2 separate regions of the Mus musculus genome follow, and region 2 is linked to region 1. A link is a loop called in an ENCODE intact Hi-C map of the cell type or tissue named here. Cell type or tissue: left cerebral cortex. All regions are shown on one strand. Each heading gives the region's core, and the rest is flanking DNA. Links, peaks and the distances in the headings are about the cores only.

Region 1 (12,005 bases), core at 2,351-10,350:
CTGTGGAGGTGCCTCTTCTAGCAAGGCAGAAGTTGCCTGCCCCCTTTCCCCCCCTCCTCTTTCTCCTCCCCTCCCCTTTCATCTTGTTCTTCACCTCCTTCCCCTCTTGCCTCATTTCTCTTTTCCCTTTCTCCCCTCTCTCTCCTCCACACCCCCTTCCTCTGTCTAACTATCTGCTTATCAAAATGAATTGCTGATGAAGGGAATTTGAATGAGATGCATAAGCAGAATGAAAACTCTCTCTCTCTCTCTCTCTCTCTCTCTCTCTCTCTCTCTCTCTCTCTTCAGAGAAAGATATTATTTTTACAAGATTCCTTTTTGTAAAAGCTGCTTATCGCATCTTTCTTATAATTGGCTTCTTTGCTGAAAAAGATGCTTTCGACTTTTTCCTCTCTTATATCCATACCTGGAGAGGGGGTGGGGGGAGGAGGAGGAAGAGGAGGAGAAGAGAGGGGGAAACAGAGACAGAGAAAGGAGGAGAAGGAGGAGGAAGTCCCAGAAGAGAGCTCCTTCTCCCAGGGCTCTGGGGAAGTCTTCAGTAGCACACAACTTATGCTTGCTTCAGTGAAAGCCCTGGTACCAACCCATGCCACACACAAGCTTCATACCACCAGTAGGCCCAGTTAGTCCTCACCCCAGGCTTTTGGCTTTTATTAGCAAGCAAAACCACCCTCTTGTGTAGTCCTTTGCTCACCAACCTTAATATTTGAGAGTTCAGAGGAATCTGATTTACCTCAAAGGGGCAGATGTCTGCCTTCAAATGCTGCTCAAACATGAGACAGAGTATCTGTACTTCTACCATCAGGGCGTGGTCTCATGTAAACACACTATACCAAAGCAACTGTCAGCTCACCCATGAGAGTAACGATGGCAAAGTCCCCAGCTCTGTGGCACTCCCCTATAAAAATTACAGGAGTTTAGAGGAGACAGCAAGTCCTCCCAACCAGTAGAGGAAAGGAGAATGATTGACAGGGAAATAAAAGTCAACTGTTGTCAAGTATTTGATAACCGTTCAACAAGAATATGAATGGCCTTTATAATCTACCCAAATGCAGGAAATATCACCCAGGGATTTCACATCAAAATAGAAAAGACACAAATCACATAATCCTCATGGGAAAGCATGGTGGTGAGAGAGGTGGGGTAAGTGCTTCCATGAGCCTTCCCAAAGAACCTTCTAGAAAATAAGCTTCAGGCAAACAAATGACCAGAAGGACACTGACACTGCTGTTGAGGATCATGGTGGCTTGAAGGGAAGACTTTGCAACCCTTTTCCCTAACAGCGCTAACACAATCCCACTACCTCACCCCAGTCAAAACTGCGATGGTCAAGCAAGCAAAACCAACAGTTGCTAGAAAGGGTGCATGGAAGGAGACCCCCATACCTCCTTGTGGGATATAAACTAATCCAGTCACCAAGGAAAGCTCTAAAAACCCTGGAATAGAATTACAAGATCCAGTCAAGTCATTCCTGGGGCTATATCTATCTCCAAAGGCATCAAAGCTGGCGGACCACAGAGATTTCTGCATACTCACATTTATTACAGTGACGTTTACCATATTGAAGTCATGGAATCAGCCTAGATACCCATCAATGGTAGGAGGGATAAAGAATGAGGTGCACGCACACACATAATATACATAATGGAATACTATTACGTCATAAAGATCAAAATCTTGTTTCCCAGAAAATAGATGGTACTGGAGATCATCCTATTAAATTAAACAGACATGTGGGGTTTGATGGGGGTGGTAAAGGGCTCCAAACAGGACTGTTGGGGCTGAGAGTGCAGAGGCGGCTAGGAAAAGACAATGGGTCTTGATCAAGGTTAAAGTTAAGAGAATACAGCATGATGCCTGACTATTTCCCAGAATCCTAATCGCCAGGATTAAATGACGGAGGAAATCCACTAGGGGGCGAAATAAGCAAGCGGCCACCAAAGCGTGGACTCAAGGTTTCCCAGTTTCCTCTGTTTCACTTGTGGCAGCCTTATCTGACCGAGAAAAGACTTTCTGCTTATTCTATGATTAAGGGTCTTCTCTAGACACATCTTTCTCTAAATGTTCCCGTCCTTCTAAGTAAGAAGTAGCACTCAACACCTGCAACCACAGCGCTTCCGTGGAGGCTGAGTCAGGACAACGAGTGTAAGGCCAGTCTGAGCTTCTAATGAAAACTTGTCTCAAAACCGAAACAAAATAAACAGTAGCAAACAGTATCTATCTTCATTTTGTATCTTAAGTAAGTGTTCCTGGGGCTGGCGGGATGGTCCAGTGGGTGAAAACATGTACTGCCGAGCCTGGAACCTGAGTTCCTTTATACGCACACTTTGTAAGAAGAGAACACCCGAAAGCTGTCCTCTAACTGCTAAGTGTGCCTCCATGTGTACACACACGTAAATAAAGAAGTGTAGTTTTTAAAAAATTAGGTTTATTAAACATCAGTTTCCTTTCTTCTCATTGCTGGGGACCTGGGATGCCAAACCCACAAGATAGCCCAGATGCTCACTCCAGGAGCTTATGATGAAGCAGCTTGAACAGTATCAGGTGGGCAAGGTCTCTTTGCCAGATGCTCAGAGACCTAGCCTGACCCTGATAACATGGAGCCAAACTGTGAAAGAAAAAAGAAAGACATACATACACGTTGTAAGTGATAGTCCAGCCAGTCACACCCAGATCTATTAAAAGCACAATGTACAGAGGATCATGAATCTAGGTGCACAGGGGTTGTTTGCTATTAGCAAATCTGTTCACCCGTTAACAAACCCACAGCTCTCCTGGTTATCTTAGATAGGCTGAGGGGCAGAGGCTTTGCCTGGTGTGCTCCAGGCCCTGGGTTTGAGCCACTGCTCCCAATCATTACAAGATCAAAACTTTACTGACATGCTGGAGATATATCTGTTTTGGTTAGTGTTTTACTGCTGTGAACAGACACCATGACCAAGGTAAGTCTTATAAAAAACAACATTTAATTGGGGCTGGCTTACAGGTTCAGAGGTTCAGTCCATTATCATCAAGGTGGGAGCATGGCAGTATCCAGGCAGGCATGGCACAGGAGGAGCTGAGAGTTCTATGTCTTCATCCAAAGGCTGCTAGTGGAAGATTGACTTCCAGGCAACTAGGGTGAGGATCTTATACCCACACCCACAGTAACACACCCATTCCAACCAGGTCACACCTATTCCAACAAGGCCACACCTTCAGATGGTGCCACTCCCTGGTCCAAGGATATACAAACCATCACAGTATCTCAGGGAGAGTGCCTGCTTCCAATGTGCAGTGACCTGATCCAATATCCACACTACCAAAAATAAGTAAATGAAATGCTTTCAGCCTGGCATGGTGGGACATACCTATAATCCAGCACTCAGAGAGTTGGCCTGGGGTATATAGCAAGATCCTATTCTAAAAAACAATTAAAAAGAAGGAGGAGGAGGAGGAGAAGGAAAAGAAGGGGAAGAAGGAGAAGGAGAAATAAGGAGAAGGAGGAGGAGGGGGGAGAAGAAGGAGGAGGAGGAGGAAGAAGAAGAGGAGAAGGAGGAGAGAAGGAGGAGGAGGAGGAGAGAAGGAGAAGGAGAAGGAGAAGGAGAAGAAGAAGAAGAAGAAGAAGAAGAAGAAGAAGAAGAAGAAGAAGAAGAAGAAGAGAAGAAGAAGAGAAGAAGAAGAAGAAGAAGAAGAAGAAGAAGAAGAAGAAGAAGAAGAAGAAGAAGAAGAAGAAGAAGAAGAAGAAGAAAAGAAGAGGAAGAGGAAGAGGAAGAGGAAGAGGAAGAGGAAGAGGAGGAAGAAGAAGAGAAGAAGAGAAGAAGAGGGCATGCCCCAGCAGATACATCACTGGGCCTCTACATGACCTTGGCATTAAACCCATCATCTGGATTCAGTGAGAGCCACCCAAGCTCTTCAGAGCCATGTGCTATCCATGCTGGGCTGAAACCTTTGGAAGATGGTGCCTAGCTACTAGAAATGAATCTCAGTGGGAAGGGGCCTTGAAGTTTATAGTCCCTTCTTCCTGTCCCCTCCATGCTTCCTGATCCACTGAGACATGGGCAAGCAGCTGCTCTATGCTCCCCTGCCATGGACCCACACTACCTTCTCCTAAGGGCTCCTCTGCTGCCTCAGTCTCTAGCAATCTTTTTCTTTTCTCTGCTCAGTGCCCTGGGGCAGGGGAGGAGGAGGCAGGGGGAGGGGTGGGGGCAGAGTGGAGTTGGGGTGGGAATGGGGTGGGGGTTGGAGTGGGGATTTCGGGGGTGTGTGATTACTGAGAAGCTATGCCAGCTTTCTCCTCCCCCCCCCCCCATTACAAGAGTAGAAGCAAATATGTCTCGTAAAACCGTGTACTAATGCAAGCATAGTAGGGGCTGCAGAGGATCTGCACGCCACAGACATTTATAGGAGTCTTTCCTGTTCTGCCTCCTCCCCTTGTTCTAAGAAGCAGCTGAAAAGGACCCGCTCTTCCTTGTAGCTTTTCTGAGCTTAGTAACCACAGTGGTGGCCTCTCTGCCCACGGGTTTTAAGTGATACTTTGAAACGTTACATTTCAAGGCTTCTTGGTTGCTGTTGAACAGCTGGCAGGATGAACTATGATCCCCTCGTCTGAATAAGCTCTGGATAGGGAGGTTTGTGTAGAAGCAAGCATCACAGGAGTGTGACTGATGCTTTTCTCAAGGGCAGCTCTCTTTAGCCTTCATGGAGAAACTAAGAAAAATATCTTCCTGGCACTCAGCAAATAGATGCTATGACTTGGGGGCAAGGGGGGGGGGCTGCTATTCTGTTTTGCAATAATAAATAAAAAGTAATGATGTATTTCTGAAAAGTATCCTGATAAATAAAAACAATGAAAAGTTCCACATCCACCACGTCACCTGTAAACACAAATTTCCAAGCTCCTAACCAATGTGCCAAGCATCACAGTGGTGGTGTCGTAGCGCAAAACTCAGGCTTTCTCCATCACAGTGTGAGTGTGAGTTTCTGCTCAGCTTATCTCTGTGATCCCCCCCCATCAGCTGTTATGATTTGGGTATAAATGACCCCTACATATTCATCCCCAGATGGTGTTGTGCCATTGGGGAGTTGTAGAACCTTTAGGACATGAGGCCCAGTGAGATAAGAGCTGGAAAGATGGCTCAGTCAGTAAAGTTCTTACGTGGCAATAATGAGGATCTGAGTTTGATCACCAGAGACCACATTTAAAAGTATATATACATATATATGTCTGTATGTCTGTATATATGTGTGTGTATATGCATACATGTATATATTTATAAATATACACTTATAAACATGTTTATATTTATATGATTTATATATACTATATAAAATTTATGCATATAAATATGTTATATTATATATTCTATATTATTTTATATATTATATATAATTTATATGAGTATACTTTACATATGTGTATATGTGTACTCATATACATACATATATGTGTACATATGGCAGCTGGTCAATGGTGGCCCACACCTTTAATCCCAGCATTCAAGAAGCAGAGGCAGGCAGATCTTTGTGATCGAGGCCAGCCTAGTCTATAGAGTGAGTTCCAGGGTAGTCAGAGCTATGCAGAGAAACCCTGCCTCAAAAAAAACAAAAAAACAAAAAAACAAAACAAAGCAAAACAAAAGCACAGCTGGGTGTCCTGCGTGCATTCTAATCCCAGCACTGAGGATGCAGAGGCAGACAGTCCCTACAAGGGTTGTCACTGGCCAGCAAGACTAAACTACTTAGTGAGTCCCAGAACCAGTGAGAGACCCTGTCTCAAAACAAACAAACAAACAAACAAACAAACAAGGTAGGCAGAGCCTGAAGAATGATAGCTAGGGCTGTCCTCTGAGTCTATGGGCATGCACACATGCGCTTGCATACTGGTATGCATTCACACAACAGACACACACATGCACACACAGACACACGTAAAACAGTTACAGAATAGCCACCTTTGTAGTATACAGGGAAGCCATCTCAAGTCCTACCCCAGCAAGAAGAAGGTTTAATATGAAAAGGTCAGGCATATGAAAAAGTTGTTACTTCCTGCCCACTGCAGTTTGAGAAGGACACACGGACACTGTCACACAGATGGAAAAGCTGAGGCATGATGAAGATGATCTGCGTACGGTTCTCCAAAGTGGCTGTCCTGCTGTCCAGCCCAAGTCTGCCTCTTCTTCATCTGAGCATCTGGCATAGATAGGACTCTGTCCATTGGACCCAACAGAGGCTAGGCTTGGTCTAGATCATTGCTTGCCAGCTCTTTCTCTGGACTTTGCTTCTTGGAGGTCAAGAGCCTCTGAAGTGTCTTGCTGTGCTCCCCCATAGCAGTATGATGTCATGGTGCTGGGATGCTCTCTGAATTTAGGATCAGAGTGTGACCTTTAGACAACCTCCAAAGGTCTATGATGGTCTGGGATGCTCCCCCAAAGGTTCATGTCCCTGGAAGCATCTAGATCCCTGCTGAACAGTTATGTCACCCACCAGAGTCCTGCAGCTGCAGTTCCCTCTTGACCACAGAGCTGTTCTTCTTCGGCATCAATAATGATCAGGAGGAAGAGGAGGTGCAGAGCCGTGTTCAGATCACCCGCCACGTGACCTTGCCACTCTGGCATCACACGGCAGCAAACCTCTCTGAGGAGCCATCCCAAGCTGGGAAGGACAAGATGGCTTGCCAGAGAGTCACCATTATTTACAACAGTGACCATTAATGGGTCTTGGCATAAAGACCTCAGTGTCTGTGACTCTGCTGACCATCTGCCAGAAAACTGAAGGCTCTGTTCACCATACCCTACCGTCCCAGTGGCAGGAGGGACTCCAGTCTAGGAAGAGGCATGTGGGTCTCAAGAGATAACCATGAAGCATGAAGTCACCCCCAGGGTATCTCTGAAGCTAGAGAGAAAGGTGACTGAGACTCTTAGCTCTGCATGCTGCAGTGACTTGAGAAACTAACTTTCTTCTCCTCTAAGCCAATGGGCTTGTCACACATGAGAAGTATGTCTCTCACCTCCCTTGTGGCTCAGGAGGAAGGGTTTGTGGATAGCACATGTGGTATCCAGGACCTGATATCTGATACCCTGAGTACATGGAATTGTACTGTGAAGACATTGGGACTTGCATGGAATCTGTTCATGGAATTTTTAGCAACCAGTCCAGGGAGAAAAGAGGCAGGGCCAGGGACTGTAGACAGCCAACAGCATGAGCTAAGACTCCTCCACAGAGCTGGCACCAAAGACCTAGACTCTGCACCTCATCTCTGGGCTCCAGATCTGAGCATCTGGCAGCAGTCTGGCTAGGGTGGGAAAGATGTCTGTTCCAGACTGTCCTCCTCAGCTAGAACTGGTGTAGACTAAGGACCGATCCCTGGGTGGGAAGCCTCCTCTATCAAGCAAGGCTGAGCCATGTAGTTCCTTACCATGTCTATAGCTTAGAGCGCACTAGTCAGGGGTCTGCAGAGAGACATGCCCAATAGGCTGTTTTGAGGAATGCGTGGTGGGACTGCTTTATGTGATGACAGAGGCCAAGAGCTCCCCACCTCTGCTGTCTGTTAGCAGGGGAACCAGGAAAGCTAACTGTGTAGTTTCTAGTCCAAGTCCAAAGACACCAGAACCAGGAGAAGATTGGTGTCACAACTTAGAGTAACTTCCCCCTCCTCTACCTGTCCTGTCCAGGGTCCTTAAAATCTGAATGGTCACCATCCACACTGGACTGTGTTCAGCTTTAAATGCTGATCTTTCCAGAAACACCCTCACAGACACACTGGAAAACGAGGTGTCACCAGCAATCTGTGTGACCCTGAGCTCGGGTAAGCTTATGCAAATCAACCTCCACAGTGTGGGAGCTACAGTGGCAAAGTCAGAAATGTGTGTCTTCATTCCAGGGACTCCTTCTGGTCTGGAACAATGTGAGTTGGCGGAGAGCCCTAACAGCCTGGTATAGACAGTGATCCAACTGTGACCTCAGCTTCTATGCCACAGCCCCTGGGCTCTTGTATGCGATGTATCACAGCAAGGGACATTGCTGTCTGCCTAGGAACTTTTCTGTGTCTCTGGGGTTCTTGTCTGTGGCTCCCTAGATGAATGTTCTGCTGAGGAACGCCTTGCCTGTCATAGGGGCATCCTGAACCACATGACACACAGCCCTGTGCCCATCCCATGGGGAGCTGAGACTCAACAGCTGATGAATTTTCCCTGGGTGGATGGATACCAAAAAGGGGAATTATGTTGTTCCCAGCTGGACACATTAAACCTTTGTAGATCTATTCCAGTCCCACTCCCCAAGCTTCCTACCCCATGGCAGATGGAAAGACCTTAAAGGACAGTCATCCAAGGAGCCACTTGCACTAGGTACATTCTGGGGGTCTTATGTGAGTTACTATTCATTTAATCTTTGTTGTAGACTTAGGACAAAGCATGTGGCCTGTCCCCATCACAGAGGGACTGCTGGGTACCTGAGAGACTCAGCCAGCCACTTGCTAATAGGGTGAGGAACCTGGCCCTGAGCTTAATAGAGAAGATGCCCAAAGCAAAGTTGCTCTACTGCACCTTATAACCTCCAGTAAGTAGCTGGCGCAAAGGAGGGATTCCCTGACCTCAATACATGCTTTGCCTTATGTTCTTAGAGGCTACTTGGTGGCCATGCTACCTGCTGACAGAGGCAGCCTGAGAGATGGCGTGCCACTCCAACCTAAGACAAATTCCCAGGATTCACTGCTTCTAGACACAGAAATGCATTCTCTCTCTCCCTCCCCCTCTCTCTCCCCCTCCCCTTTCTTTCTTTGTGTGTGTGTGTGTGTGTGTGTGTGTGTCCTCCTCCTGCTATACACTGCAACTCTGACCTTGTCCTAGCTCCTAATTTCCCCCAAATTCAAATTCATAGGTTCAAGATCTGTAGCTGCTTGTGGTGTTAATAATGACAATCAACCTCACAGGATCTAGAATCACCTAAGAGGCAAACTTCTGGGCATGCCTGTGAGAACATTTCCAGATTAGGCTAGCAGAGATAGGAAGACCTACCTGAATGTGTGTGTGTGTGGGGGGGGGGTGCCATTTTGTGGACTGAGGTTCCAAACTGAATAAATAACAGAGGGTGAGCTGAGCACCAGAATCCATCTCTCTCTGCTTCCTGATGGAGGATGCCATGTGACCAGCTGCCTCCCACTCCTGTCACCATGTCTTCCTGCCACAATGAACTCAACACTTAAACCATGAGCCCAAATCAGCCCTTTCTCCCCTAAGTTGCTTTCATTGTGCATTCTCTCTCTCTCTCTCTCTCTCTCTCTCTCTCTCCCTCACACACACACACACACACACACACACACACACACACACACAAAGAGAAGCAGGCAGGCAGGAAGACACACACACACAGAGGCAGATACCATACACACACACACACAAGCAGATAACATACACACACACATACACACAGAGGCAGATACCATACACACACACACAAGCAGATAACATACACACACACATACACACACTCACTCACACATGGGCAGACATGTACATATATGGAGTGAGAAACACTTCACTCTCGAAACAATGGAAGAGAGGACCAAGCCACCTAACCCAGCCTTCAGGCATGGTCACAGACAGCGCACACACATATAGCCCAGTGAGAAAATGGCTCTCCTCCTGAGTCACCCTGGCACAGTCCTCCTGTGGGCAGTCAGCCTCTCAGGACCTTGGCAAGCCAAGTGGCCTTGCTGGGGGAAGCCAAGAGTACAATTAAGAAATTTAATTTGCAAACTCAGTTAGCTCACTTAGAAGATTCTGCACATCTTGTAACAAACAAACCTGAGACTGGGCCCCTCACTCCACCTTTCTTTCCAGTCGACCTTAGCCAAGAGTCTCAAGAGCCTGGAGAAGTCCCTGAGAGGTGTTTCTGGACGTAGTCAGACCATGCTGCAACAGAGGTAATAGTGTGAACTGGGTCAGCCCTTCAGGGAACCCAAAGGACATTCTAGAGGCACAAGGCTCCAGCACTGGCTTCTTTCCTCTGAGAAGAGCCTAGACCAGAGAGGTTTTCTCAGCTGCCTTGGGGACTCCAGAAGGAAGGCGTTTTGAGAATTATATGAAGACAAGACATGTGTTACGATATGTTGATCTGAGAGGAGGCTACCCATCTTTAATGTATGTGTGTGAGTGTGTGTGTGTGTATGGTGTATGTGTCTGCCCTTGTGTATATGTGTATGTGTTATATGTGTATGTCTGCCCCCATGTGTGTGTGTGTGTGTATGGTGTATGTATGTGTCTGCCTGTGTGTGAGTATGTGTGTGTGTGTGTGTGTGTGTGTGTGTGTGTGTGGTATATGTGTATGTCTGCTGTATGTGAGTGTGTGTGTATGTGTGTGTATGTATGGTGTATTGTATGTCTGCCTCTGTGTGTATGTGTGTGTATGGTATATGTGTATGTCTGTGCATGTGTGAATGTGTGTGTGTGTATGGTGTATGTGTGTGTCTGCCTCCTTGTGTATGTGTGTGTCTGTGTGTGTGTGTGTGTGTGTGTGTGTGTGTATGGTGAGGAGAGGTTCTGTGTAATTTGATTGCACAGTTCTCAACTGTGAACTTGGCAGATGGCAGTGTCTATTGCAATGTTGAAAGGTTAGACGTGTTTGGGTGAGGATTACGGCCTCTGCTTTGTCCTAACATGCTGGAGGACACAATGCTTTGCAGCCACCAAGGTCTTGGGTGCCAAGAACACGGGCATTTAGCAATCTGTGTCTTTAATATCACAACCCAGTATCTCATGAGATTGGCTGCTCTTCTCCAAACACCAAGCCAGAGGGCAGTTAGTAAACCTGAGTGTTGGTATCTATGGAAGCTGGGTTCAGCCCCCTTCGACACTCCTCTCAGATGGCAGCATGCATATATGTCACCTTCAGAGTCCACCATGAATGGACATTTCAGGGCTAGACCTTCAGGGATGCTGGCTGGCAGCAGGGCTGGCCGAGAAAGCTGAGCTTTGATTACACTCTGATTTGTTTTCTGGACGGGGTAAAGTAGCTGGTGCATCAAACTCACCGTGAGAAACCAAACCTGACGTCAGAGGGGTCATCAACACTGAGATCAAGCCCACTTTTATTCATAGAATGCACAGCATGGATGTTTCTGTTTCCCAGGGGCACAGGAACCAATTGCTATTCACCGCATTGCTTAAAACAATACAAGCCGTGGCTGGCGAGCTGGCTCAGCGGGTAAAGGTGTTTGCTGATAGAACTGACTACCTGAGTTCACTCCTGGGACCCACATGGTATAAAGAACCAACTCCCACAAGTTGTCCTCAGACCTCCACACATGCAGCACAGTACGATGTATATAACAAGGTGGTGGCTGTAACTAAAATTCCCCATGAGAGGGGCCTCTTGCTTCTTCCTGCTTCCCGTGACTCCTAGTTTTCCTTGGCATGACACAGCATGAAACCCAGGAAGATAGCACCTAAGTAAAAGCCTTGCCTGCTTCCGCCTGAGGCCAAGCTTTTGTCCAATGGAGGGATGAATGAAAGAATGCACACAGGCTCTGAAAAGACTCACATGGTTTTCCTCTTGCAAATCCTACAGTGGCTAACATCATGAATGGCAGATTCCTGCTGCCTCTAGCTGCTGTGTTCCTGTTGGGTTTGTTTGTTTATTGTTGTTGTTGTTTTTTAAAGCTTCCCTGCAGTGTTCAGTGTAGACCACAGCAAAGATCCCAGCCCTGCCCTAGACACTTGTTCTCAGGGGGATTTGGAGGCCAGTGTGTGCTGCCCTTCCTTGCCCCAGCCTTGACATCACTCAAGGGTATCCTGGAAGGTCTAGGCAGGGTCCTTGCAAATGGGCCAGCTTCTCTTCTCTGTCTTACTCCATCACTAAGATGTTAGATCTCCACTGAATGAAAGCTCTGCATAGATAATGACCAAAGAGTGTGCTCCATGGTCTGTTCAAGCTGCCTTGTGAAGAGTTTTCTCTGAAAGGCCTTGAGATTGGGCAACCTTGTTGGAGAACAGACAACAGGGCTACACATCTAGGGGGCAATGGCT
Region 2 (12,005 bases), core at 1,250-9,249, 54 kb after region 1:
TTCTCCATCTGTTATGGAAATATGTTCCTCAAACTCTCCATGCGGATCAGGTGCAGTCCAAGGATCTGAATCTGGAGCCCAAAAGTTTGCCATTCATAAAGTTCCCCAGGGCAGTGTTAAAGGATACAGACAGAGCCTGACCTGGAGAATCACTCCTTGTGGTCCAGTGGCCTTCGGTTAGGAAACCTAGCACACATCTTCCAGCTGTAGTCCAGAGCATTACCCAGCATCCCACCTGCCTGCCCCCGAATGGTTGCCAGGGATCCAACTGTGGAAGACCCAGCTAACACCCCTTCTCTTCTTCAGGGGAGGAGCGCCCCCGGGAGCCCCCGGGCCCTGCAGAGGCCCAGGCGCCAGCTGGGACAGAGGCTGGTGGGAGGACAAGCCGGCACAACTGGACATGTTCTCAGGAGCGGCTCAAGAAGGTCTTCTGGGGTGTGGCTGTCGTGTTCTGCGTGTGCGCCTCCTGGGCCGGCTCCACGCAGCTCGCCAGGCTGACTTTCAAGACCTTCGACGCACCGTTCACCCTGACGTGGTTTGCCACCAACTGGAACTTTCTGTTCTTCCCATTGTACTACGCAGGACATGTGTGCAAATCCACAGAGAAGCAGTCTATGAAACAGAGATACAGGTAGGGACTCCTAGACCGCCGATCACTCACCTGGGGGCCGTTCCCCAAGTGCCAGGCAGCTGAGTTGACCCTGGAGGTCAGCGCTGGTGGGCTGTGGGAGGGATCAAGGGTGAGACACCACAATATGCACAAAAATGCACCTGCTCTGTCCTGAAGTCAAGGTCAGAATTCTCTCTGCCTTTGATGATAAAGCCTCCAGTCTTCACCTCCACCCCTCCCCACAGCAGCCCATTTCTATGCAATAGGGAACAGGCAACATCTTCTAGAAATGGCCACTGTAGGTCTCAGAGGCATAGAAATGGAAGCAGAACCCTCACTCTGGCAAGGGGAGTGGAGTCATGCTGAGGTCAAGGGCAGAAGTGCTGGGAACCAGGTGTTCACGGTGTCCTCCCTTGTGTGAATGACAGAATGACAACAAGGCAGGGTGCATACTTAATGAATCATATCATCTCCCACGAAATGATGACCCAAACCTCACCGTGCAGCACCTTCCCTGAGACCTTCCCGAGAGCCACTGGTGTGACCCACAGGGTTTCATAATATCACGTCCTTAGTTGCTCTGTGTCCAACATAGGCTGTGTCCAAGGACCGAGTTAATCTGTCTTGCCTGAAACACCCAAGAAAGACTGTTGGCTGGGATGACACCATTGACCACAGAAAACTGCTTGTCATCAGTCCCTGAGGTTGAACAAAAGCTACACGTCATAGCTATTCCTTTGCGTTCTCACCACCTTCCTCCAACCATACCCACCCATCCATTACACATCCCCCTTAAGGTTGTTGTCCTAGGTGGTGCCTCTGTTGCTGTGATAAAACACTGACCGAAAACAACCTAGCGAGAGAAAGGAAACAATGTATTTGTCTTAAGTGTCTTTAGCACACTCCGTTCTTGCTAAAATCCGGGCAGAAGCTCAAGGCAGGAACCTGGAGGCAGGAGCTGTTGCAGAGGCCATGGAGGGTGCTGCTTACTGGCTTGCTCTTCATGGCTTGCTCAGCTTGCTTTCTTACAGCACCCAGGACCACCAGCCCATGGGATAGCACAGCCTACTGTCTGAAGTTGCCACAGATAAAGAACATCACTGGGACCAGGGAGAAAAGAAGTTGGACAATGATGGCAGCCTTACAGGAACCAGATTTTATCTGAGGAATATGCCTTTGTGTCCTCACACAGTTAGAGCTGGGATCCTTTAAAAATCTACCTGTAACACAGGACACAAATTTGAGAGGAGGGGGATCTGATGGTATTTGCACAGAGCTCCATGGCCAGCCTCCTGTAGGGACAAGAACCCAGAGGCCATAGAGTCTTCTTCCATGCTGACTTAAGGCAACAGCTCCTGAGCCAGCCAGAAATGGCTGGGGAGATACTTAATGCAGCAAGTACTTCTGAACAGCAGCCAAGACAGGAAGCAAATAGATTTAGGAACTGTGAGTGGGGCCCAAGAAATCCCCACAGGCAAGAAGGAAATAATGTCCTGAGTCATGGAGAAAAGCAGACACCCAGGAAAGGATGCATTTGATAGTTAAGTGGTCCTGAGTGTATCAGCCTGTAATTAGGAGACAAGACAAATGTTCCCTCCGGTTCCCATCAACCATGCACACACACAGAGAGTCCCTGAGCCTCAAAGGTAGCACAGCACTGTCCTAAACACAGGCAGTGGGGACAGTCCACCTGGGGACAAGGATGACTGCTGACAGGGACAGCCTAGCACACCTTAAACTGTTGGGCTGAAAAACACACACGTGGTGTCCAACTTAAGGTGGTGGCAAGGTCAGAGTAAGCAAGATGAAAGACTACATGGAAAGATTAGTCATATAGAGAAAAGCACCAATGCCTGGGTTCCAGTCTACTGGCTTCCTGTACAAACATCCAGGGAAGGTCTAGAAGGGCTGGAGAGATGGCTCAGCAGGCAAAGGCATTTATTTGCCCTAAGCCTGACAACCAGAGTTCTATTTCCAGGACTCATGTGGTGGAGAGAGGCACTGACCCCCTAGGAGTTGTCCTCTGATCTCCACCTGTATGGCATGATATGCACGCACAAGCCCCACCTCACCCTATGCGGCCTTCACACACAATAAAGAAAATGGAGACATGGGTGTCTTTGTTAGGGTTTTACTGCTGTGAACAGACACCATGACCAAAGCAAGTCTTATAAAGGACAACATTTAATTGGGACTGGCTTACAGGTTCAGAGGTTCAGTCCATTATCATCAGGTGGGAGCATGGCAGCATCCAGGCAGGCATGGTGCAGGAGGAGCTGAGAGTTCTATGCCTTCATTTGAAGGCTGCTAGCAGAATACTGCCTTCCAGGCAGCTAGGGGTAGGGTCACAGTGACAGGCCTACTCCAACAAGGCCATACCCCCTAATAGTGCCACTCCCTGGGCCAATCATATGCAAACCACCACAGTGGGTAAGTGGCTAAAGGTGCTTGCTGCTCTTACAGAGGACTGGAGTTTGGTTCCCAGCCCCTGCTCTGGGCAGCTCACAACTGCCTGTAACTTCAGATCCAGTGAATGCAGAGAGTCCTCTTTTGACCTCTGTGGGTACCAGCACACACATGTGCACACAAACACACACACATAGATACAAACATATATATATATATATATATATATATAACTTAAAAGTTATTTAAAAAAAAAAGAATTCAGCTCACTGCCAAGTTGTCTGAGAACAATGGGGAAGAGGGGGAGACTGGAAGACAAAGCCAATTTATGCCTTGCCCAATTTCTAGTTTGAAGATTATCCCTACTTCTAAATGTGGTCTTTTCTTAGCATGGGTTGTAGAAGTTCTGTGGCTAGATGGAGATGCTCAAGGCATCCAGAGAAGCATGAACGCACTGCAGGGGTGAAGAAGGGCTCTCCCTCCATAGCCAGAAGAGTCTGAGGAAGTCACCGCTGTCACGCACAGATGGGGGAGGATTTTAAACAGTCTAGGATGCACAAAGTGGAAAAGAACTAAAGTCACATCTTTCATCTTTGTGCTTTAATCAAAATTGATGCTAGAGGAAGCTTTAGCTGACACCGAGATGGGTGTCTTGGCAGAGAGCATTAGCAGAGAACCAAGGGAACAGTAGCCAAGCAGAGACCTGTGGCCTCGAGAAAAAAGCTGGATAGTGAAGCAGCTCCTCTGGGGATTCCAGGGAACACAAAACTGCTCACTCCTGAGCAAAAGCTGGGGGGATGGGGAGCCACTAAAGAGAAGCAGGTATGTAGCACCTAGCGTTGAGCAGAGAGCTAAGTCACTGGGTCCTTGTGACAGTGGGTCTGGGTGGACTGAAAGTTGCTGTCCTAAGCCGTGTTTAGGAAGCCATCTGCTGCTAGCCTGTGGCTGCATGGTGAGTGTCAAAGCCCTGGGGTTGCCTAGTCTCAGCTTCCAGCTTTCTAAAATGCTCCTGATCCAGGGCTGGGAGGTGGCTCAGCCGGTAACTGGGCCCATGTAAAAGCAAGGTAGCTATGGAAACCCACATGCAACCCCAGTATTCTAGAGGCAGACATGGGGAATCCCTAGAGCAAGTTGGCAAGCACGGGCCTCAGTGAGAGACCATGCCTGAGCATGTGAAATTATAAGACAGAGGAAGACACCCCAGTGTTTACCTCTGGTTTCCATATACACACTCAGACTCATGTATACCCCCATGTAAATGCTACTGGGCCTGACTTAAATAGAGGGTTCAGGAGTTACTTGGCCACATGGAACAGATGAGTACTTCAATATCTGAGCTCTGATTCTGCTCCACGTGCAAGGGAAGGCTCCCTGGATGTGTTACACTCTCAGAGCTTGGCTGTTAATAAACGGATGCTTACACATGCCAGAGCCCTGCTGTCTGCAGCTCAGTGCATGGACTTAAGGAAAGAGATTCTACTGAGGGCTCCAGCAAATGAGGTAGCCTGTGCCTTGTGTACTATGGGAGAGCAGGACACCATAGCACCATGAGGGTGTTCATTTTGGAGAAATGAGTTCCCAGCCCTAGAGGTTTCAGACATTATTATGCTAGAGCATTGGCCAGGTATCTCACACTCAGCGATAGGCATCAGGAAATAGAAGTGGGCAAGTCTCAGCCCCACTGACTTGGGATTTCTGCTCTTGCCTTGGGTTTCCCAGTGAACCCTCTCTATCCCCAGGTGACATGTGCTCCAGCTGAGGGTTCTCTGCTTCTCACTGACAGCTGGGATGTCCCAACAGATAGTCACAGGCTGCATGGAGGAAGCAGCATGGCCAGAACTCAGGGAAGACTTTGTAGCCATACCCAATTAAATACTCAGATTGATCCTGGCACTGGCAGTGTTTCTTGCTACCCATGCCCCCAGTGTTCTGGGTTCCTAAATGAAACACACACACACACAGGGGCAGGAGACTTTATATTTTGACGTGCCTAAAATAGCTCAATGATTGGGCCACTTCCTAACCTCCACCTGGCTAATCCACCTCTCTCCAATATCCCTGAGTTATTACTTATTAAATTCTATATATCATCATTGCTGCCCTGAACCTGGTCAGGCAGCCCTCTTCAGGACCACTCTCTGTCCTAAATGGTGGCTCTCCTCTCCTCCCAGCATGGCGGATCTTTGTCCTCTCCTTTCTCTCTGTCCCCAGCCCAGGAATCCTAAAAGTCCTGGCTCTGTCTGCCCTGCCCAGCCGTTGGCTGTGGGCATCTTAATTTGCCAATCAGAGCCAACTGGGGGCAGGGTCTCTCAATGTTGTAAAACATGCAGACATGCAAACAGTTTTGGGGTCCCAAATTACCATAATATAAGCAGCATTAGACCAAACCCACTACAAGTCTTCAGTCAATGGGCAACTGAAAGGTGCTGGTGACCACAATCCCAGGCAGCTGTGCCCTGGGTAGGTGCCACTGTGGGATGGAAGGCTGAGACATTGCTGAGGGGAATGTGAGGAGATGCCCTACCAGCCCCTCTGACCCTGGAACAGGAAGATGGTATCTCAGACCCAGGAGTATCAGCAGAATCCAAAATGGAACAGATGGAGCCTTTGCAGCCCTGTCAGGGGGTGTTCCAGAAACTCCTAGCCATAGTGACCTGCTTTCAAAAGCAAACACAGCCAAGGCCTCCTTATGGGGAAAGAGGGAAGAGATAGAGAGGTGGTAGCAGCTCCCCTTAGCTTTTGTAGTCCTGGATTTCCAAATGCTGACTGTTTGTCTTCCTCGGGCATAGAACAGCACTCAGAGACAAGGGCCATCTCAGATCCTGTGTCTTCAACCTGCAAGGGCTGAGATTCACCTCCCTACACAGATTGTTGTAGGAGTGTTGTCAAACTTGCAGAGGCAAATTTCCGGTCTGCAACTAGATATTAGGTGGTCCAGTCTGGAAATGGTTCTTGTGTATCAAGGAGAGACACTGAGAAGCTGTGATCAGAGAGACTCTCTTCTCAGAGCTCAAAGTCTATGGAGGGAGCAAGAGAGGAGGTGCATGGGGGTGGGGAGCAGGAAGAAGAGGCTCAGGGGTGCATGGCCCGGCGCACAGGGGAGAAGCCAAGAGGCAGTGAGGCTGGACAGATGGTTTCTGGATGCTGAGGGAGGTATGGAACGTTGTAAACAGATGGAGAGCCCGGATCCTGGGAAGCAGAGGTGTGTGGGTGAGAGCAGATCCCAGGGAGCCCCTGCTCTGTGCAGAAGAGGTTCAGAGCTGGCGTGACTCCCAGAGCTACCGCAGTGACAACCAGGTTGCAGGTTTTAAAACCACTCCTGGAGAGTGTGATGGAGGCGGGCTGCAGGCCAGGTTAGCTCAGCAAACACCTCCTTAATGTCTGCCTCTCCGGGACATGTGGGCAGATGTGGATGAAACAGATGTTTCCCTCCCTCTAAAGACCTCATAGAGGGGGAACAAAGCCCACAGAGAACCAGAATGGAGCATGAGGGGGGTGGGGGCAGATGTCACCTGAGGCAGACAAGGGCTTGTATTGTGGCTGCTAGGACAGGCAGAGTGGGTCTTAGAGCAAGGGCAGACTGGGGCTCTGTCCTTTGCATGTATGCATGAGCGTGTCTGTGTGTGTGAGGGTGCATGTGGACACATGTGTGGAGGCTAGAGGTCAACCTCAGGCCTCAGGCCTCAGATGCATCAACTTTGCCTTTGCGCTTTGGGATGGAGTTCTTCATGGGCCTGGGACTCATTGATTAGGTTAGGCTGCTATCCAGAAGCCCCAGGGAATCTGTCTGTCTCTACTATCATTCTTGTGGGTTCTTGTAGGTCCCCATGCTTAAGCACTTACTTATTTGTTTTATATATACAAACACACTGTTGCTGTCTTCAGACACACCAGAAGAGCACATCAAATCCCATTACAGGTGGTTGTGAGCCACCATGTGATTGTTGGGAATTGAACTCAGGACCTCTGGAAGAGCAGTCAGTGCTCTTAACCACTGAGCCATCTCCCCAGCACACTCCCCCACCCCCACCCCCACCTCACACCCTGCCCCAGGGCTTAAGTCTTCAGAACAGGAACTTCAAGGTTTTGAGAAGAAGACTGATAGCATCGGAGCCATTGTTGGAAGGAGGATTCCTGGAGCCACTTATGTAACCATTAGCTGCATATGCTGGAGTTTCACACTGGAGGTGGGATGAGTGTCCGGTGTCTCTCTGGTGGGGGAGGGGCGTGTGCTCAATTCCTGAATGACAGCAAATGAGAGGGATGTAAACCTAGAGCCAGGGCTCCTGCTGGGAATGTTGGAATGCTCAGCTTCCTTTTCAGACTCAGAAGGAAAAAAAAAAATCCCTTGTGTTGGTGAAAATCATTTCTATATCCGGGTTTGCTGATGCTGAGCTGCAGCGTGGTGAAGATAAGTGTTCTTCCCAGGTAGTCTCAGAGCAGGGTTTCCAGGCACTGTGGTGAATACTAAGGTGTAGCAGGACAGCAGGAGTCAGCACTGCCCTTCACCTCCTGTGTCCTGTGCTGTACCCATGCTGAGCGATGGCTTCCCTCCCCTCCCCTTGCTCACTCTGAGCCCCAGGCCCACACAGTCCATCATTCCCAAAAGCAGTTCATTATCAACTGCTCCTAGAAACAGAGGAGCAAGGCACTCCATACCAGGAGGATCTGCAAGCTCCCAGTCTGAGGGGAGCACACACCTGAGGGGAGCTCCCACCTCCTCCTGGCTCCATCTTTCTCTGTAGCACTAGGCGCCAAGTGAGGGAGTGAGAGAGTGCTTCCCTTACTCTTTTGTTGTAGAAATTACTTAAAGCCAGGCCTGAGGTTTCTACCCCACCTTAGCTATTTAAGTTCCCAGATGAAAGACACACACAACCTTTATATTTATAATAAGCCTTAAACAGTACAAAAGCTAGTCAGCTACCGACCCTCTATGCTGTTAGAATCTACTTCTTATTGATAACCCCGAGCTATTACTTACTGTGTTTTAACTGTGCTGCTCTTAACTCCAATCGAGCAAACCTCAGGGCCATGTTCTCTTGACTCCCAACCCATGGAGGCGTCTCCTTCCCCCTCTCCTCACCTTCTTCCTCTTCATGGTTCCTCTCCAACCCACCCTACCTATGTCCCTTCTGCCTAGCTATTGGCTGTTGGCATCTTTATTTACCAATCAGAAATAACTTGGGGGCAGGGTCACTTAGCATGCTACATGTGGACTCTGTCTGTGAGATAACCAGATAACACACTTAGCATTACAATAGATAGCAATAGACCAAATCTCAATGCTCATTTATTTCCTTCAGGAAGGCAAACTCCACGAGAGTGTAAGGGTTGAAAATTGCTGAAGGAAACCCCAGACTCAGATATCATGCCAAAACAAACAGTATTTATTCTGCAGAAACATATAGCATGCTAAGGTCACCATCTTTTCAGAATGGCAATGAAGACAAAGACATTCGAGCCCCTTTGTAACAGAACTACTTAATTGCTTCTGAGATAGCAAAAGACTTCTAAAACTTAGGGCGCATTCCAAGAGGTTACAAAAACCATTAACCAAAGGTCATAACCACAGGTGCAAAAACAGGAGATAGATATTGACTGGGTTTATCTATAAAAAACTTCAAGAAGAGGTCTTTAACTTTCCATGAACCTGTAAGCTAGTAACAAATGATGAATGTTTAACCAGATAATTACTCCTAGTGGATATGCATGTAGACGCTCTCTGTGATAAAACTCTTATTCAATGTATAACCTGAATTTAGGTGCAAACTCATAGTGAGCTTTTTACCCTGTGAATACACACTCTGAAAGTGCTGGGAACAAAGGGCAGAGGCAGGCTTCCCTCCCCTTTTCCTCCCCAAGACTTTAACCCAGAGCCACACAAATCTTGCAGAAGCAGAACAAAAGACTTCTTTACCTCGACTCCTACTGTTCTCACCATAAGGTGCTAAACCAGAGAATGCAGCCTCCTGCTCCAGAGCAACTCAGCAGCAGATCAGCTGCAGAAGCAGAGTACTTTATACCAGGATAGATAGCAAACAGTCAATGGCCTAGTACCTGAGTGGAGACAAAATGAACTCTTCAAGGTTTGGTGAATCAAGTCACAAACTTCAGTGTGTTGGTGTTGCTTGTTTTCATAACTGGTTTGGACACGATTTGGAAACCGCAATTTGTGATCTGGGTCCTTTCTGTAGCCTTGTAGTTGACAATGAAAATTACAAAGGAGCATTCTCAAATCCAGAGACCATTTTAACCGAAGCAAAATGCCACTCCTATTAATGTATACACACATGTGCACATAGCCAACTGAGGATCAGTGGCTCTGTGTCTGGAAACAAAGCTGTGCAGCGGGTTCCCTGTGTCAGAAAAGAAGGAAGTGACCCAGAGTGGCTGCATGGGTATCTGTTTTAGGGTGGTGCTTAAACTGTTCAAGGATTTATTTTATAAAAACAAGACAGAAGGACTGGAGAGATGGCTCAGAGGTCAAGAACACTGATTTTCCAGAAGACCTGGGTCCAGTTCCAAGCACCCTCATGTCAGCTAACAACTATCTGTAACTCTTGTTTCAAGGAATCCAATGCCCTCTTCTGGCCTCTGTGGACACTCCACACACCTAGTATGCAGACATAAATATAAGAAGGACACTTACACACATAAAATAAAAATAGAAAACCTTCAAAACAAAAGGTGAGAGATGGTCCACATGCCCTGTCAACCCCCAGGCAGATACAACATCACACTACTGTTTTAGCACCCTGAGTGCCGTCCAGCATCTGCCCCCATCCACACCTCTCTGTAAACAGCTCTGAGTTCACACTGCAATATGGCATAGGGAAGTACTCCAGACAGTTTCTGGCTGTGAGTTCCTGAAGCATTTCTTAGCTTCACTGGGACAAATCAGAGCTGAGGAACCAGCTCCTGGTCTCTCCTGCTCTCCCTCAACCAGCTGATCTGTTTTCTAGCATCTCAGTTAATCCTTGAACAGGTAACAGGGATTGGCTTATACTTCAACAGTTTTTAACATTGTGCTTTCAAATCCTATATGTATTGTCCACTGAGCTGTTGCCTCAGTTGCTTGAGTTTTGTCAAAAGGTCAGCCCCAGGTCAGCCCTAGAACCTCTGTCTGTGTGAAGGTGTGTGCTTGGAAGAATGAAAGTGTTTATGTGACTGCTATGCTGCACTAGAGGAGTTACATCTGGAGGCAGGGAGTATGCCAAGATATCCCTGGCTAAAGTAGAGCCTTATTAATGTTTTAGCATAAGTATTAAGATCTCTGAACATTTTCAAGGTCAGTCTAGCAGGTTTGAAGCAAGGAAAACTAGCTTTGGGGGATGGGAGTAAAATCCCCAGCATGCATGTAGAAAGCTGAGTGTTGTGGGCACTCTCAATCCCAGTGCTGGGAAGGCAGAGACAGGCAGCAGGTACCTGGGGCACTAACCAGCCAGCCTAGCTTTCCTGTTGAGTTGGTCCAGGTCAGTGAGGAAGTCTGTCACAGAACAAAACACACCACAGGCACACGTACACACTCTCACTCTCTCTCTCTCTCTCTCTCTCTCACACACACACACACACACACACACACACACACATATATATATATATATGTATATATATATATATATATATATATATGTCACAAACATACATACACACACCATACTTACACACATGGGCACATACACACACATATATACACCATAAGCGCACATACACACACACACCACAAATGTACATACACACACAGCACACCACACACCTACATGTACACACACACAGCTAGGTCCCAAGAGGAGGGAACCCTTACTCCCATGGGTTTTGATGACTTATCAGCACCATATACCAAATAATGAGGAAGATTCCTGTGTATGGCATATAAAAGATACAAAGACTCATAGTCCATAACCGAGAGGCCGAGGTCCTGCCCAACGTTACCTGCTAATGTTGAAGAATTTTTCAACATTCTGTTATGTTTAGTCAAGATGGTGAACCAACTGATAGGCAAACTGAAACTTAAAGTCTCAATTTAGCATAAAAGAGTCTACCCAGAGACTTAGAACAATCAGAAAGGGACTTGCAGAAACCTCTGATCCAGTTTGTTCCTGTTATCAAAAATATCATCAATGTGTTCAAAGAGAAAGTGCCAGGGCCCCTTGTTCCCCAACAGCCCTAGTCTTCTCCATAAATACATCTAAGAAAGAGGTGGTCAAAAGCAGTCTTTCCTCATAGGCAGGAACCTGGGGACAGTGCCTGGGCAGTGCAGAACAACACACATGGGGCATGTTCTGAACACTGTGTATTAAGGAGCAAGAACATAGGCTTGCCATAGGATAGGTCAGAATGGAAATCAGCTGCTTTCATTTGCTATGGAAGCACAGTTGTGATGGTTTGTATGTGCTTGGCCCAGGGAGTGGCTCTATTAGGAGGTGTGGCCTTGTCGAAGTAGGTGTGTCACTGTGGGCATGAGCTTTTATACCCTCATCCTAGCTGACTGGAAGTCAGTCTTCTCTCCTGCCTGCCTTCAGAACAAGAAGTAGAACTCTCAGTTCCTCCATGCCTAGATGCTACCATGCTCCCATCTTGATGATAAAAGACTGAACCTCAGACCCTGTAAGTCAGCCCCAATTAAATGTTGTCCTTATAAGAGTTGCCTTGGTCATCATGTCTGTTCACAACAGTAAAACCCTAAGACAACAGTCAAATCAACTCTGAGACAAATGCTTAGTCCAGTAGCTTCAGCTTGTTCCCTGACTAGCTCATAATTTAATTACCACTTATTTTACTCTGTGTCCTGACATGTGGCTGGTTACCTCTCCTCAGCTTTATATTACTGTCTGCTCCAGAGTGCATGCGAATCTCTCCATTTATTCTATGAGTTCCACATGGCTGGTTACCTTCTTCTCAGGTTCATGGGTCCATCTCCTCCAGCGTTCAGGACAAATCTCCCATGTGCCTGACTCTTTCCCAGAATTCCTTGCCCTCCCCCAACCCA

Evidence for each region. Hi-C counts contacts between places; a loop is a spot of excess contacts. Peaks named below come from ENCODE experiments on the same cell type or tissue, not always from the same donor. Only the 100,000 strongest peaks of a DNase experiment are listed, where the experiment ranks them.
Region 2: a loop joins it to region 1, with 5 times the contacts of the local background. A loop is called at or near these places in 2 of 42 quality-filtered maps.

What each region holds. Positions count from the first base shown.
Region 1 is chr8:126,265,408-126,277,412 of GRCm38, forward strand. All of the region lies in intron 2 of Slc35f3 (solute carrier family 35, member F3), which reads left to right. Among named protein-coding and RNA genes, the nearest start is that of Gm31165, 20 kb to the right of the region's middle. In left cerebral cortex, for the core only: no CTCF peak of the experiment used is centred there; DNase peaks (open chromatin) are centred at 7,222 and 7,839; H3K27ac peaks cover 900 bases.
Region 2 is chr8:126,320,693-126,332,697 of GRCm38, forward strand. Slc35f3 (solute carrier family 35, member F3) reads left to right here. Exons shown (of 8, transcript NM_001363500.1): 3 at 307-631. Among named protein-coding and RNA genes, the nearest start is that of Gm31165, 35 kb to the left of the region's middle. In left cerebral cortex, for the core only: no CTCF peak of the experiment used is centred there; DNase peaks (open chromatin) are centred at 2,050, 5,706 and 6,249; H3K27ac peaks cover 1,202 bases.